2 separate regions of the Homo sapiens genome follow, and region 1 is linked to region 2. The links are chromatin loops, found by intact Hi-C in ENCODE. Cell type or tissue: HepG2. All regions are shown on one strand. Each heading gives the region's core, and the rest is flanking DNA. Links, peaks and the distances in the headings are about the cores only.

Region 1 (7,864 bases), core at 1,944-6,943, 130 kb before region 2:
TTTTTAGTTAAATACATTGTTTTTGCCCCAGCTATGGTAGGGATCTTGCTAACAATGAGAATGAATGATAAGAGGGGCTTTAAGGAGAATTCACTGCCACACCTTTCATAATTTTCCCATCATTCCTCCAGTCTTTGTTCAACCGTCCATGATTTACTGATTTGCTATTACATCAAACTATGCTGCAACAAACCAGTGGTTCCTTCTGATTTTTATCCATCTCCTCCTCACCTAGGGTGAGAGTCTGAGGCTTCCTTGAGTCTACTTTCTGATATTGTTACATTTAACACAGAACATCTCTTGTTTTCGTTTCTGGCAGCTTATCCTCTCTTCGCTTTCTCCATGCTTTCATTCATCCTAAAACACCATTCTGACAATGATATTTAGGTTGGTACATAAGTAATTGTGGTTTTACCATTACCTTCAATGGCAAAAACTGCGATCACATTTGCACCAACGTAATATTTTTCTTACTTAAAAAATTAATGTAGAGTATGGAAATACTTGCCATCAGGGAATGGGGAAGAAAATGGCTAGAGAGACATGGTGAAAGAGAGACTTGATTTTTAAATAACTTTTTTTGTTTTTCTTGAATTTTATTATCATGTGAATGCATTTGAAAGAAATACAATTTTAAAATAATTATTAAAAAAATATTTGAATGCCTTCCCATGAACAACTAAATGAAGTCTCTATTCTTAAACCTGACAGTCAAGTACAGCTCTGGTTTGACTCCAAGCTACATTTCTAGCCTTGTATTATTCAACTCTTTTTCTGTTTATCCTTCATATCCGGGCCTTTACTAGTGCCAAAAAAAAAAAAATTGCTCATTCTACTCTTGTCACCCAGAGTGTTTCTTCTGTTTTTGCCCATCAAAAGCTTACCCAATTGTGAAGGCCCAGTTTCAAAGCAACCTCCTTCATTAATTTCATCCAGATACTCTGTAACCCCCATAGCTGTTTAGGCTTGTTCTAGCAATTTGCAGTTATCAGAAAAATGAGTACATACCGAGTGCCAGAAAGTGGTCTCTCCAACTGTGCACATTACAACATCTCATTCTCTGTGCCTCCATTTCCTCATCTGTAAAATGGTCACTATGGTGTACTTTCCTCATAGTGATGTTCATTCTTTCAAGTAGTTAGTTAGGTACCTACTATGAGACAGGCACTGACCTGGGTCCTGGGGGTACAGTAATGAATAAAATAGATTGAGTCCTGCCCTCATCAAATTTACCTTCTGATAAGAAAGACATAAATGAAATATACCTATAATGCTCTTGAAATAGCACTTGGGATATAGTAAATGCTCTATAAATGTTTGCTATTATTACTGTCATTGTTGGTAGTGTTGTTATGTGGTATTTCTATTAACACATAAAGAAACTAAGGTTCACAGGCTGTTAGATAAGATGCTGGTTAAATAGCTAGTAAGGGACTCCAACTCAGGTCTTCCTGAGTCATAAAATTCGTGGCATTTCCACTACACTGATGGATGTATACCAGGCTGTACATCAGAACTATCTGTGGAGACTTAAAGAAAGTAAAGATTCTCAAGCCTCAGCCTCAAATTAACTAAATCAGAAATTATTTAGACGAGCTAAGAATCTGTATTTTTTTGAAAAGTTCTCAAATAGTTGTGATACACTGTCAAATTGGGGAATGACTGCACTACATTAAAATCTTTCCCATAATACTTTATTATGCTTATTTGTAAATATCAAATCTACAAATTCACTAAAGACCATCCCCTTGTTTTCTTATTTATTTTTATTTTTTCTGCTTCCTCTCCTAGCAAAGTGCCTTATAAACACTCAATAAGTATTTGAGTAATTAATGGCTTAATTATTTAAAGTTGCACTTAAAATGCAAATACTCACAGCTGTGGTACTGGAAGCCTGTTATGAACAATCATTTATCTTCCTAGGGTTATTTACTAATCAGCTAAGGACAAGCAGTTGGGAAAGAAAGGCTGACTATTTGGGAACAGAACTGAGAAGGCCCTCAAACCAAATGTTAGCCACGTTATTGAACAGCCTAGGGCCCCGCCTTAACTTTACCTACACTTCGTTGACAATTTCAGGTAAAATGCAGAAAATATACGCTAACAATCAGGAGATTCCTCCCTCACACCATTGTAGTTTCATTTCTTTTAAGCCGACACATGTCTCTCTTATGGAAAATATGGGAACAACCTGTTTTAAAGAAAGAAAAAGAATCCTTTATTCTTGTCACACCACAAACATGGAGTTCACTGCTATACGTTAAGATTATAAAGCAAAATCCCAAAAACGCAGTGACTGATTATTCACAGTAGACATATGAAGTCAGGAAGCTTATTTTTTCTCTCTTTGCTAAGGCACAAAGCCTGGGGCTATATGCATTTTTATTACACTGTACTGTGTTGATTTCACTTGAGGATTAAAAAGAGAGTTGAGGCACAGTGCACGTATCTTGATGGATTTTAGGATTTCTTGCTTTCGTGAAAGAAAGAAGCTTATAAAGTACCTCAGATTATCGCCCAGGGAAGTGTACCTACTTCCATGATGACCTAGAAATTCAATCTTTTGTTTCTCCTATAAAAGATCACATTGTACTTTGGATGTTTTCCCTGTAGTTTTCTGCACTATGTAAAGCCACATTTGGAAAAACAAAATAGTTTTAGTTTAGAGTTGAAGTGAAAATATCTGAAATAGTTCAGGAAAGTCTTATGAGCATTTGGGGAGCTTACAAACAGCCTTGGGGGTGGGGTGAGGGGGAATGAGGGAAGAGGGAGGCAGGGGGAGAGAAGAGGAGGGCTAGGTCAGAAGTGTGCAAAGAAGACAGAGGGAGAGAGACCGTAGAGACTGTGAGTCCATGGCAGAGTTTTAATTCTGGTTCTCACACATCTACACAGAGAAACAATGGAAGCACATTGCTCCATCCCCTGTCCTTTACTAAGAAGCGTGAAGTAAATAACTTGTGGCTTATGATATGCGAAGAAGAGAGAAGACAGAATGTTGTAGGATTTGGAAGTACAGTAGATGAGATCTTCCGGTTTATTGATTTGTAAAGAACGGCTTGATACTGGTTTGTCAGTTCTGCATCAGTGAGAGAAAAGAAAGGCGCTTTTCAGTCACTTGCCAGAGGAGGAGAGCCGGGAAGTGGAAACAGGGTCTTCTGGCGGACAAGCTTCCTTGAGTGGTGGTCAAATTGACTGTGAAGGGAGTCAAGGTCAGGAAGCTTTGGAAATGCTGCAAGGATGGTACGGGATTTAAGGAGGGTTGATTTCCTCGGTTAAGGGTTGTTGCAGACTTCAGCAAATTCCCCCTTCCAGCCTTTATTAAAGAAGTGTTTAGTAGAACAAACTGAAAATCTACAAGTATATTGTTACCCAAAATATAAAAGCTTCTGCCACTGAGATGAAAATGTTTGATTTCCAGTGCTTTATCTTTTTGCATTTATCTACCTGTTTCAGTCATTCGTTAATATGAATTTCCTAATATATGCCGTCTTTTTTTTTTTTTTCGGACAATACCAGTTCTATGGTATCTCACTGATGATTATTTCAAATTGCCACTTTTGTTCCTTGGAAATACTCCTGTGTTCAAATACCAGGAGGCATAATTATGTAATTACCATGTGAACATTATGCTACTTATGGGCCAAAATGCCCCTAGAAAGGAATGCTCCAATGGCCTCAGAAAATTTCTGTGAGAACGATATCTTCCAAATGTGGTATAAATAAAGCTCAAGAATAAATAGCTAAGGCTGGAATGTAAATGATTTAATGTAATGATGTTGTAAGGTGAGAGCCACTTGACTTTAGTTCCTGTTGCAAATCATGAGATACATTAGGAAAACTTTTAAAAGGGAACCTATTTTTTAAGATAAAATCTGTATCAAGTTACATCACCTTCCAGGCAAAGTAATTCAACTTTCCTCTTTTCTCTCTGAGACCAAAAAAAAAAAAAAAAAAAAAGGCAGAAGAAATGCTTCCTATGATCTCTTCTCTTCCTGTCACAATTTTCATAAGTCTGTAGATGTAATTAAAACTAAAGATTTTGACAAATGAAACAGGATAGGAGGTTGATTGCTGCTTTTCTAAATTAAAATGAATGATACCCTTAAGGTACTTGGGTCTATGAAGTCAATTTAATGTTGATATAACCTGACTCCATTATCACAGAATGAGGCAGTTGCATAAGCAAGAAAACCAATAAACAAACATCCAAAGTGCATTTTAGAAATCGGTGAGGTGAAAGATTAAAGGCTTAACAACGGACAAAGAGCTTGCTGTTTTGTTCTCTCTTGCCTTCCAGTTTGATGGCAGAGTTCATCAGAATTAGAGGAAGAATGTTCTTGGAGAAGCGTTGGGCTGGCACTAGGCTAGGAGTCCTATTCATATCCTGCCTCGCTTGTCTTGCAAGCATGCACAGCCCCTTCATTTGAGGCACTGTTTGCCTCAGCAGAGTCTGTGTACTCTTCTGGTAGGTTGTATAGAACATAATAAAGGGGGAGGGCTGGAGGAGAAAGGACAGAAAAAGGAGGGAATAAAAAAAGGAGTCAGATTAAGAAAGAAGTCAGCACAGAAATATAAAATGGAAGGAAAAAAAGCTGTGATGCAGGAACCTTAAAAGGTAGATTAAGGATGGTCTCAGATGGCACGGCATTAGTATCAATGCCATAAGTCACACAAAATCTATTAAGAATTATGCTCCTACTCAGAGTGAGTGCCATGTTAGCACTAGTTGTTTCCCGTGATCTATCCTGAAGTCAAACGCAAGAAACACTGTTTAACTCCTAAGTGCCCTAATGTCAGGAAAACACAGAAATAAACTCAAAGGAAAGACAATTCAGTTAATCTTTGCATTCAACAAGCCCAGGTTGTTTTGCCGCAGAGCTATACCTATCACAAAACTTCATTCCAGAAGATGGCCGGTAGAGGTGGCTCATGCCTGTAATCCCAGCACTCTGGGAGGCCCAGGAGAGTTTGAAATCAAGACCAGAACTTATCTCAGACTTTTTTTTTTTTTATTATTTTTTCAGTTACAACTCAAAAGAATCAGAATTAGAATAATAATGGATTTTAACTGAAAGGGATTACCATTAGTTAAAAGGATTTTAACTGAAACTGTAATCAGTCTCAGGAGCGTTTCCCGGATAATGTTTGGGCACGTATTTATGAGTGTTACTTGTGAGGATTTGGGAGTAAGAATGAACGAGGAAGTTCCTCCCCCAACACAGACACATGCACACAGAAACTGTACAAACTGAAAAACTTCAGGACAAAAACTCGTGAATAGACTGGAGAGTCATTTGTGTGCATATGTGTGGTTTATTTACTAGCATCACAGCACAAGAGTTTCTGTCTTTTGCTTTTGTTTTTGTTTTAATAGGCTCATTTGTGTAAGTGTCATGTCTGTTTCTTGCATTCCCATGGATATTTATCTAGGGTCTAGACAAACTGAGAACCAGAAAATCAAAACATACGTTCCTAGTTACATATTTTCTCTAGACTGGAGTAAACATGATTTATGTATGTAGTAATCAGTAAGATGTAGCTTGGACACTAGGAAGAAACCACATTGCCTAGCAGTGTATTTCCACATGGGGAGGTAATGCCTGTCTCTCCTAAACTTCTAGTGAAGATAAAACTCAAAGTAGAGTAATTAACAGAAAGGTCAAAAGACAAAGTGGAAGCCCTTGAGAATCTAAAACAAAGTTAAAGAACCAACATTTACATTTAGATAAATTTATTTGAAATAATTTCTAAGAGCCATGATGTTGTTATCGGTCCTTTTTCTTTCTTTCTTTTATTCTTTTGGCTTATTTAAAAGCAATGTTGAAGAAAAAATGAAATAAAGCTTATCTTTCACAATACACAGAGGAATGGACTGAGCTTTGGGAAACAGTCACAGCTTGGAATTAAGAGTGTGTGTCGTATCGTAATTTAGTTGGATGATTTGGTGCTCATTCATTATACCCAGAATTACGCTTTCAAGTCTACCGTATTCATACTTATCTCAGTGCCTGACAAATAAGAGGAACTCAAAAAGCCTTTCATTCATTCATCCATTCAGTATTTCTTGATCATCTTCTATGTACTAGGCATTGTGATAAATTCTTAACAAGACAGATAAGATCTCTGTCTTTGTGGACAATAAACTTACATTCTAGTCAATATCTTTTGAATGAATGTAGTGATATTTCTTACTGAAGCTAAGAAAGGAAGGTCTCTGCAAACAGTATACTGTCTACAGAACTCATCTGAAATGAGAAGACCAAGGAGAATAATATATAGCCCTCATAACTCTCAAATCTTAAATATGATTATTTAAAAACTAGAGTAAAACAAATGTGGAGGAGATTTGGACTTCAGGGTTGTTTTATAAATTGCCGTTTTACATTTTTAAATCTAGTATTATAGGCAAAATTGAATCTAAATGGTTTTCTTCTTTTCTTTTTTTTACTTTCATCATCAAAAATGGAAGAAAGGAAGAAAAGGAGGAAGGAAGAAAAGAAGGAAAGGAAGAAGGGAGGGAGGGAAGTTTTTCAAAAGCTTGTGTCAGGGATCTTGAAAAAGAAATGATTCATTCAAAATATAGTTGTTAATAGTAAAGATCCGTGAATAAACAGTACATTAATTCATTCAACTAATATTAATTTAGCACCTATTATATGCCAGGTACTGTGCTACTCACTGAGGATTTAGCAGGGAAAGATGTGTCCCTGTCCTCATGGAACATATAAAAAAGGACCTTTTTTTCCTGAGATGCTTTTACTGAAGAATTGCTGCAACCTAGATTATGAGTTCTCATGGACCAGATGGCAGTTTTCTGCCCATCTGGGATAGTTCTGAAGAATAGACCCTCGTGTATCAATCAAGGTTTCTTCCAGTTCTAAGCTTTCGTGATCTATGATCTAATAGTTGAAACAGGATGTATGCTTCCAAAAAGATGTTATATTTGTATTACTTTTATAAAAGGAAACAGAGACATGCCCTATTAATTCAGAAGAGATTGGGTTCCTCCTGGCTGTTTAAATCATTCTATTTAAACTCCTTTATCTCTTCTTTCTTGGCTCACCTTCCAAAGCTCACTCTTACCCCTTTTAGTCTCACTTCCCTTTCCTTTCTTTAATTGCTGAGACAAATTGTTCATCTCTAACTGGCTATACATGACATCTCCAGTTAAATGTTTCACTGTTAGGACAAATTCATTATGTTCCAAATGAATTCATACATACATATGCTATTTCTTCCTTTTCTGATTTTCATATTGCCACCAGCAATATCTTCATTCTCCCAGTCTTCCTTACTCGAAATCCAAGAGTTTATTTGCTTCTTCAGATATTAATCTCCAACACCAAATTGGATAGTTCTTCCTCCTTTCAAAATACCTTCTCATATGTACCTTCTTTTACATTGAATACAATACAGCCTTAATTCTAATGCATATCAACCCAAGTCTAGTAAGTTACAACAGCCTCTTTCTGATCTCAGTCTCAGGTGCCCTTTCGAATCTGTTTTACACTATACTGATCTTCCCAAACCCTAACTTTCCTCTAAAATAGTGAGTCATGTCACAGAAATTTTCAGTGGTTCTCTTTGCCTGCAGGGTAAATCTTGAGCCTCAGAGTCTGGGACGCCTTGCTTTGCATCATCGGCTTTCAACATGACTAACTAATTGTATCTCACTGTCGTCCTCAACACCACTGTTCTGCAGCCCCAAGCCTTTCTTCAGCTTGTCACTACTTCTTACCTCCAAACCTTTACACTTGCAGAGATCAGGGACTATAGCATTTGTTTTTTGCCTATCTCTTTCAATATTAACAAATACTTATAAAATGAATAAACCACCAAGGAAAGAACTGATTGTGCCAGAACA
Region 2 (7,864 bases), core at 1,415-6,414:
CTCCAGGTGATTCTGATGTTTGCTCAAGTCTGAAAACCATTGTTCTAGCAGCAGGATTCCCTCAACCATCTAACTGAATTCTGGCAACTAAGAATCCGGTGAACCACAGCTGGACATTTTGGAATTCAGCCTAGGGCACCATTTCTAAAGATGGAGAACCTACTGGATTCTTCTTAAACTCAATTTAAAGGCAGGGAGTGTTTCTAAATGTTTTTCAACAATCTTCATATTTTGCAAACCACTAATATCACTACACAGGCCCGTCTAACTATTAATTAGGAAAATTAATGAAACCCCTGGTGTAATAAGAGCTAAATATAACTGAATCACTTACAGTGGCCGCCTGTGGCATGAGGCTTTTTGATTAATTGCTAGCCAACCACCCTTGGAGTTCACTCCTGATTAAGACAACTGACCACCTCTACAGTGTAGCTTAAGCTAACACACACATACATCAGAGTGTACTGTTCATGTGAGGGTTTTTAAAGACTCTTAAAATTTACCTTATCAGGGCATAATTTAAACACTATAACATGTTTCCATTTTAAGTGTTCAGGTTAGATTTTGGCAAATGTATACACTCGTGTAACCACCATGCCAATCAAGATATAACATTTCGATCACCTAGAAAACACCCTTGTGTTCCTTTGAGGTCAGTTACCTACTCCCACCACACCCCAGGCTACCATCTGGCATAGTAGCTAAGTTTTGCCTGTTCTAGAAGTTGATATAAGTGAAATCAAACAGTATGTACTGTTTTGTGCCTGGCTTCTTTTACCCAGCTTAGTGTTTTTCAGATCAGTTCACATTGTTGCATTATCAGTAGTTAGTTCCTTTTTATTGCACTTTGCACAGTAGTATCCCACTGAATGACTTTACCACAACTTGTTTATCCATTACCTTACTGGTTGGTTTCCGGTTTTTGACTATTATGAATAAAGCTGCTATGGATATTCATGTACACATCTTTTTGTGGACATACATTTTTTTTTATTCTGTGCAAATATCCAGGAAAAGAATATTTGAGTCATAATATACATGTGTGTTTAATTTCATAAGAAACTGCCTAACTGGTTTCCCAAAGTTGTCGTACATTCCCAACAAGCAGTGTCTGAGAATTCCAGTCGCTCCATATCCTCACCAACATTTGGTATTCCGGTCTTTTAAACAAAATTGTATGCTGAATAGTTTAAATTACAGACATTGTTTTCTTTCCCCTAGTTGAAATTCAGGCTTTTATGTTTGGTCTCTGCGATGGCCATAAAGCTGAAAATGTTGACCCAAGTGACTTGGATATGGATTGAATTATTGCCCTTTCCTAACACCTCATCAGAATTGGTTTCGTAGGTGTCATTTGATTATGGCAGTCATGTATGTCAGTGTACTTTTTCTTTCTTTCATTCTTTTGTTTATTGATTCAGTTGGTCAGTCGGTCCATGATCTGTATTAAAACAGCTTTTTCAGAGGGCAGTTGCATATTAAGTTGCTAGGAAAAATGACAGAAGTAGGTGACAGAGTTCTTGTCTTCAAGGAGCTTTTTGGAGCTGAGTTCCTGAAATAAATGTAGCCCAGTATCTATCAAGGCTTGTGCAGACTTGAGTAAGAACATCATCTAAATATAGCTTCCTGCTAGGTGGCGTGAGTCAGGGCTTGATAGACCGGTGACTGCAGAAACCACAGTAACATATATTGTTGTTATTCTGTGCTGAACATTAGAATGATTGTACCTTAGAATATAGAGCCAAATGTTTATTTTATTCCTAATTATATTTTTAAATACATATCACACACATAGACACATATGTTGGATAAAAAATACTCAAAATGTTAACAGTGCTTATTTAAAAGGTTTATATAAACTTTTTTTGTAGAGATGGGATCTCACTATGTTGCCCAAGCTGGTCTTAAGCTCCTGGCCTCAAGCAGTCCTCCCACCTTGGCCTCTCAAAGCGTTGGGATTACAGGCATGAGCCACTGAATCCAGCCAGTTGTGCCTATTTTTGAGTTTATGGGCTTGTGGATGATTTATTTGATTATATATGTATATGTTAAATGTCTAAGTTACCCAAAGTGAGCATGTATAACTTCTACAGTCAGAAAAAATGTTATATTGCCACTTGATTGTTTAAGGTCTTATAGCTATTTAAATAATGTATTTCTTGTTCTCTTTAATCTTGTGCAGAAAAGATTCACTACAGTAGATCCAGATTACTTTCTAGAAAAAAATAATGCCTGTCCATCTCTTTCCTCTTGGGAACAGGACTACATGAATGCCCTTCAGGCTATACCACTTTAGTCTTCACAGAACTTAGCCTTCCTGGTTGTCAAAGGGCAAAAGGAATTATTTTTTCTTTTCCCCACGTTAACAGAATTTTCACCTCCGAAAGCTTGGCGTATACACACTATATGTTTTCTAGGCTATTTTTGTGGTGGTTGTAGTTATTGGCAAATCACTGGGCGTCGGGGGTGGGTTGTCTGTTATTTCTGATGGAATAACAAATGCTCTTTGTTTTCCCTCTTTTCAGCTGACCTGAATAATGTCAGATTCTCAGCTTATAGGACTGCCATGAAACTCCGAAGACTGCAGAAGGCCCTTTGCTGTAAGTATTGGCCAGTATTTGAAGATCTTGATACTATGTCTTTGCTTAGAATAAAAAGTAGGTTGGGTACATTTTTACTTAGAGAGGGGAGAAACAGCTGTCACAATTCCTGTTGCAATGTATAATTCATTCTTTAATGTATCCTTGGCCTAGAGTTTGCCTAGAATGTTTTGTTTTATTTTTAGAATCATTCCTGTCACCATTCCTCAGCTACTGATGTTGAATTAAGATATTGAGAATTTTTATTTTCCAACTACTGGCATTGGCATCGGCATCCATAATTACCTTTGTGAAACTTGCACAATCCTTGTTCTACCTTTGTTTTTTTTTCTTTTTACAAAATGTACTTAGTATTAGAAGACTATGACTATCTGATCTAAACCAAACTTCATAGACATGTGTGGTTTATTAGCTTGAATGCTAACGTGCAGATGAATGAAGTGGTAGAGGAAAAATGACAGAATTGCTTTCCTCCTTTTTTATCATACATCTGTGGAAAAATCCTGAAGTGTTACACAGCTCTATCATGTCATCAAATAGTTTATGTATAACTCTACTATTGTCTGAGGGTCTGTGTGCATTGATGATATGCCCATGAAACAGGCACAGTTTCTTTTTCTTTTTTTCTGTTTTTTTTTTTTTTTTTTTTTTTTTGAGATGGAGTCTTGCTCTGTTGCCCAGGCTGGAGTGCAGTGGAGTGGCGCAATATGGGCTCACTGCAACCTCCACCTCCCAGGTTCAAGTGATTCTCCTGCGTCAGCCTCCCAGGTAGCTGGGATTACAGGCATGCCCCACCATGCCCGGCTAATTTTTGTTTTTTGTTTGTTTGTTTGTTTGTTTTGTTTTTTTTTGAGACAGAGTCTCGCTCTGTCACCCTGGCTGGAGTGCAGTGGCGCGTTCTAGGCTCACTGCAGACTCCACCTCCCGGGTTCACGCCATTCTCCTGGCTCAGCCTCCGGAGTAGCTGGGACTACAGGCACCCACCACCACGCCTGGCTAATTTTGTTTTTGTAATTTTAGTAGAGGCGGGGTTTCACCGTGTTAGCCAGGATGGTCTCGATCTCCTGACCTTGTGATCCGCCCTCCTCGGCCTCCCAAAGTGCTGGGATTACAGGCATGAGCCACCACGCCCGGCCTAATTTTTGTATTTTTTAATAGAGACGGGGTTTCACCATGTTGGTCAGGCTGGTCTCGAACTCCTGACCTCAGGTGATTCACCCGCCTCAGCCTCCCAAAGTGCTGGGATTACAGGCGTGAGCCAATGCGCCCGGCCCAACAGGCACAGTTTCTGCTCTGATGGAACTTACAGTCTAACAAGGGATAACCAGGATGTTCATGAAATTTGTAGACATAAGCAAATATATGTATAATGTATTAAGAATGTCTACAGTTGGTTAAAAAAATAAAGTGATCTTGTCTCTATTTCCAAGACCATTTCAATGTCATATATTTAGTTGTGCAACAGTGGGACAATGGGGTACTATGTGAACAGCTAACTGTGTGGAATGAGATTCAAAGAATGTTTGTTTGAAGAGGTGATGTCTAAGCTAGGTAACTCTAGAAGAGTAAGCAGCTCTCTCTCTAGGAAGAGCGTTCTAGTCAGAAAGAAGAGCATGTGCTGAAGGGCCCAGAGAAAGCATGACACATTCAGGAACTGAAAATATGTCAGTATGGCTAAAGCACAGAATTCCAGGGGAAAGATCTATTGTGAAATAATAGGCTGGAGAGAGAAGCAGGAAGCAGATTGTGCAAGGTTTTTAAAACCCAAGTTAAGGAATTTAGAGGTCAGGGGATTTGGCCTGGGGGTGACATAATCAGATTGTCGCTTAGAAAGATGATTCTTGCTGTGGAACAGAGTATGGATTGGTGCGATGTGGGAGTGACAGGAGAAAAACCTGTTGCAGTAATCTAAACCAGCAATGTGGTGGCTTGAATTAGCAGAGTAGTAAGGGAGATAAGTGGAGAGAATTTAGAAATATTTAGGAAGTGGATTTGACAGGCCTCAGTGATTCATTTGATGTGGTGCAGGGATGTCCAATCTTTTGGCTTCTCCGGGCCACAGTGGAAGAAGAATTGTCTTGGACCCCACATAAAATACACTAACGCTAACGGTAGCTGATGAGCTAAAAAAAAAAAAAAAAAAAAAAAAATCGCAAAAAAAAAAAAAAATGTTTTAGGAAAGTTTACGAATTCATTTGGGCCTCATTCAAAGCCATCCTGGGCCACAGGTTGGACAAGCTTGATGTGGTGGGTGAAAGGGAGTCAAGGAAGACACTTAGGTGCTTGGCTTGGAATATCAGGTGAATGTGGGACTTGTCTGGTAAGGTTAGACACGGAGCTGTGGTGCTCAGGAGAAATATACAAACAACGTTTAGGGATCATGAGCCTGTAGGTGCTGCTTGTAACGGGGGAGAGGATTGGATAGCTCCAGGAAAGTGTAGCGTGAGAAGGGAAGTTATTTAGGACACAGGATAAGCAACCTACAGAAGGGACTGCAAAGGAATGGCCAGGAGGAAAGAAGGAAAATTCCAAGAGGTTATGATGCCACATGCTCCATGGGAAGAAAGAAAGAACCCGTTACCAGGGTCAGATGTTGCTGGGATGTCAGCATAAAGTTGCGGAAAATGCCCATTGGACTTAGCAACAGGAAGGTCCCTAGTAACTTTGGTGAGATTTTAGAGGCACAGTGGAAGTGGTGTGGTGAGTTCAAAAGTGAACCAAAAGTGGAGAATTAGAGAAGGTATGAATGATTCTTGGAGAAATTTACTTATGAAGGGGAGAAGAGTGGGGTGGTAGCTAGTTGGAGGGGGCTGAGGAGTTAATGGAAATGTATGTACAGTCACGTGTTGCTTAACAATGGGGATATGTTCTAAGAAATGTGTTGTTAGGCAACTTTGTTGTTATGTCAATATAGGAGAGTACTACACAAACTTAGATGGTATAGCCTAGTACACACCTAGGCTGTATGGGATAGCCTATTGCTCCTAGGCTATACACCTGTACAGCACGTGACTGTTCTGAATACTGTAGGCAGTTGGAACACAATAGTAAGTATTGTGTATCGAAACGTATTTAAACATAGAAAGATACAGTAAAAATATATAATAGTGTAATCTCATGGGCTCGCTGTCATATAGGCAGTCCATTGTTGACTGAAATGTCATTATGTGGCACAATATGTGTATATAAGTGTGTGTGTGTGTGTGTGTGTGTATACATTGATCCTTGAACAACATGGGTTTGAACTGCTTGGGTCAACTTACGTGGATTTTTTTCAATCAAATGCAGGCCAAACATATAGTATTCGTGGGAATGTATTTATATGAGTATGAGAAGACAGGGTGAGATTACAATTATTGGCCCAAGAGGAGATGATAAATAATGGGTGTTCTCAGAGAATACGGGCAGGTAATCCAGAGCCCAAGGGAGGGAAGAGATACCTCTCTTCCACTGTAATGGGTGGGGTAGAGGGAAGGATCTGGGCAGGTCCAGGTAACTAAGAAACCAGGTAGCAGCAAGGTGAAGGATGTCTTACTATAAAGGCTTCCATTTTTTGTATGGAGTGGAGAGTCCCTGCAACGCAGTTAACAGCAGGAGATGATGAAGTTGGGCTTATCTTTGTGGAGAATAAGAGAGAGGGCGGAGTTGAAAACCAGCTGTGTGAACCCAGAGGCGGCTGAGTGTTTCACGGTAGCTCCAATCTGCAGGGGTGTGGTATTTCCCCAGGCACGCTTAGCACTTGGGAGCCAGATGCTTCTGTCCTGGGGTAGGGAGGGAACAGCTGGGCAAGAGAAGTGAGGATTTGGGCAAAAGATTGATTAAAATGATACTGACAAGTCCCTGTTGGGTAGGAGAAGCTGTGAACGCATATGGAAACTGGTAATTAGGAGGTAGAGGGATGAAAATGCTAACTCTTCAGGGAGGTAGGGGAAGAAGTAGTAAAGGAACTGAAGGTCAAGAAGTTGTGGTCAGAGAGAATCATAGATGAACATTATTTTGAAGGTGGAACAGTTTCAGGTGATTAGATCTAGGATATAGCCATTTGAGTAGGTGGCAGAGGTAGAGTGGATGTGAATTTCCATGGAGGTGAAATAGCAAGTTAAGGAACTGAGAGGCTAGAATGATGCATGAGTCCCCCATGCCAATGTTGAAATCATGCAGAATTGGAGCGAGAACTGGGCAAAAGAGAAGGACCGTGAACCCTGGCTGCCAGGTCTTCAGAAATAAAGGGGTTCAACCAGAGGATCTGCAGAGGCTAGCAATAAGATAGTCAAGGAGTCACTTGGCATATGGTTCTTACACAGAGATAGAGAAGAAATGCCTTAGAAGTGGAATTATTTGGAAAGAGAGACTAGGCCTTTTCCCTTCATCTTGGTATCCCCAATGCTTAGTACAAAACCTGGCACACAGCATGGTTCAATATGTTTTCATGAGATGAATGCATGAATGAAAGTAAACCAAGGCTTCCATTTCCTTATAGCCCGAAGTTATCATTTTTCAGCTATATAGTTGCCAAGTTTAACTGGTGTTTAAAGGGCTTTCCAGGTCGAGGGTTTCCTTAGGACCTGTTAATACGTCATAGCTGGGAAAAAGTAGTTTGGGATGGGATCGAGTCAGGGGGCTGAATAGAGAAAGTTTTCTTGCCTCTTTTTCTTCACCTGCCCCTGCCCCTGCCCCTGCCCCATCCCAGAGCTACTGCTTTCCTTTAATAAAGGAGTAATTAGGCACTGGTTATCATGAAGTGCTAGAGAATATTCCTGTGAGATCCTAAAAGTTCAGAAGCTAACCATTTGTTCCAGTTTATACTATGGAAAAAAAAAAAAAAGAAACCCAGAAATAGACCAGATGGAAAAACCTTATAATGACTGTTCCTTTCTATAATGTCCATTTTCACCCTGGATTTAGGCATTATTCGATTTTCCTGCTCAAAAAAAATTCCATTCACATATGTGTTTTATTGTCTGTCATTTCAACTTATAATTTCCAATAAACTTTGGGAAAATGGGGGAATTTCATAATATACAAAATTTTGTCCATTTGAGGTGATAACCTTGTAATAAAGGTAAGCTCCGAATGTAGAATAATTTCTTTAAATTTTCACTTTTAAATCAATTTGAAATTCTCTGCATTTCCTTTCTGAGCATGGCTTTTCTAATATGTGAAAAAGATTCAAGTATGCCAAAATTAAGGTGTATGTATCTAAATTAAGTATTGAATTCTCATTAATGCTAGGAGGGTGCCATATATAGTAAAACTATAGAATG

The links. A loop is a pair of places that touch in the nucleus more often than their neighbours do. Peaks named below come from ENCODE experiments on the same cell type or tissue, not always from the same donor. Only the 100,000 strongest peaks of a DNase experiment are listed, where the experiment ranks them.
Region 1: it touches region 2 in a loop (5-fold over the local background); 2 of 110 quality-filtered maps call a loop at or near these places.

What each region holds. Positions count from the first base shown.
Region 1 is chrX:31,353,018-31,360,881 of GRCh38, reverse strand. All of the region lies in intron 60 of DMD (dystrophin), which reads left to right. Among named protein-coding and RNA genes, the nearest start is that of FTHL17, 280 kb to the right of the region's middle. In HepG2, for the core only: no CTCF peak of the experiment used is centred there; a DNase peak (open chromatin) is centred at 4,241.
Region 2 is chrX:31,217,783-31,225,646 of GRCh38, reverse strand. DMD (dystrophin) reads left to right here. Exons shown (of 79, transcript NM_004006.3): 64 at 2,526-2,600. Among named protein-coding and RNA genes, the nearest start is that of FTHL17, 150 kb to the right of the region's middle. In HepG2, for the core only: no CTCF peak of the experiment used is centred there; a DNase peak (open chromatin) is centred at 4,216.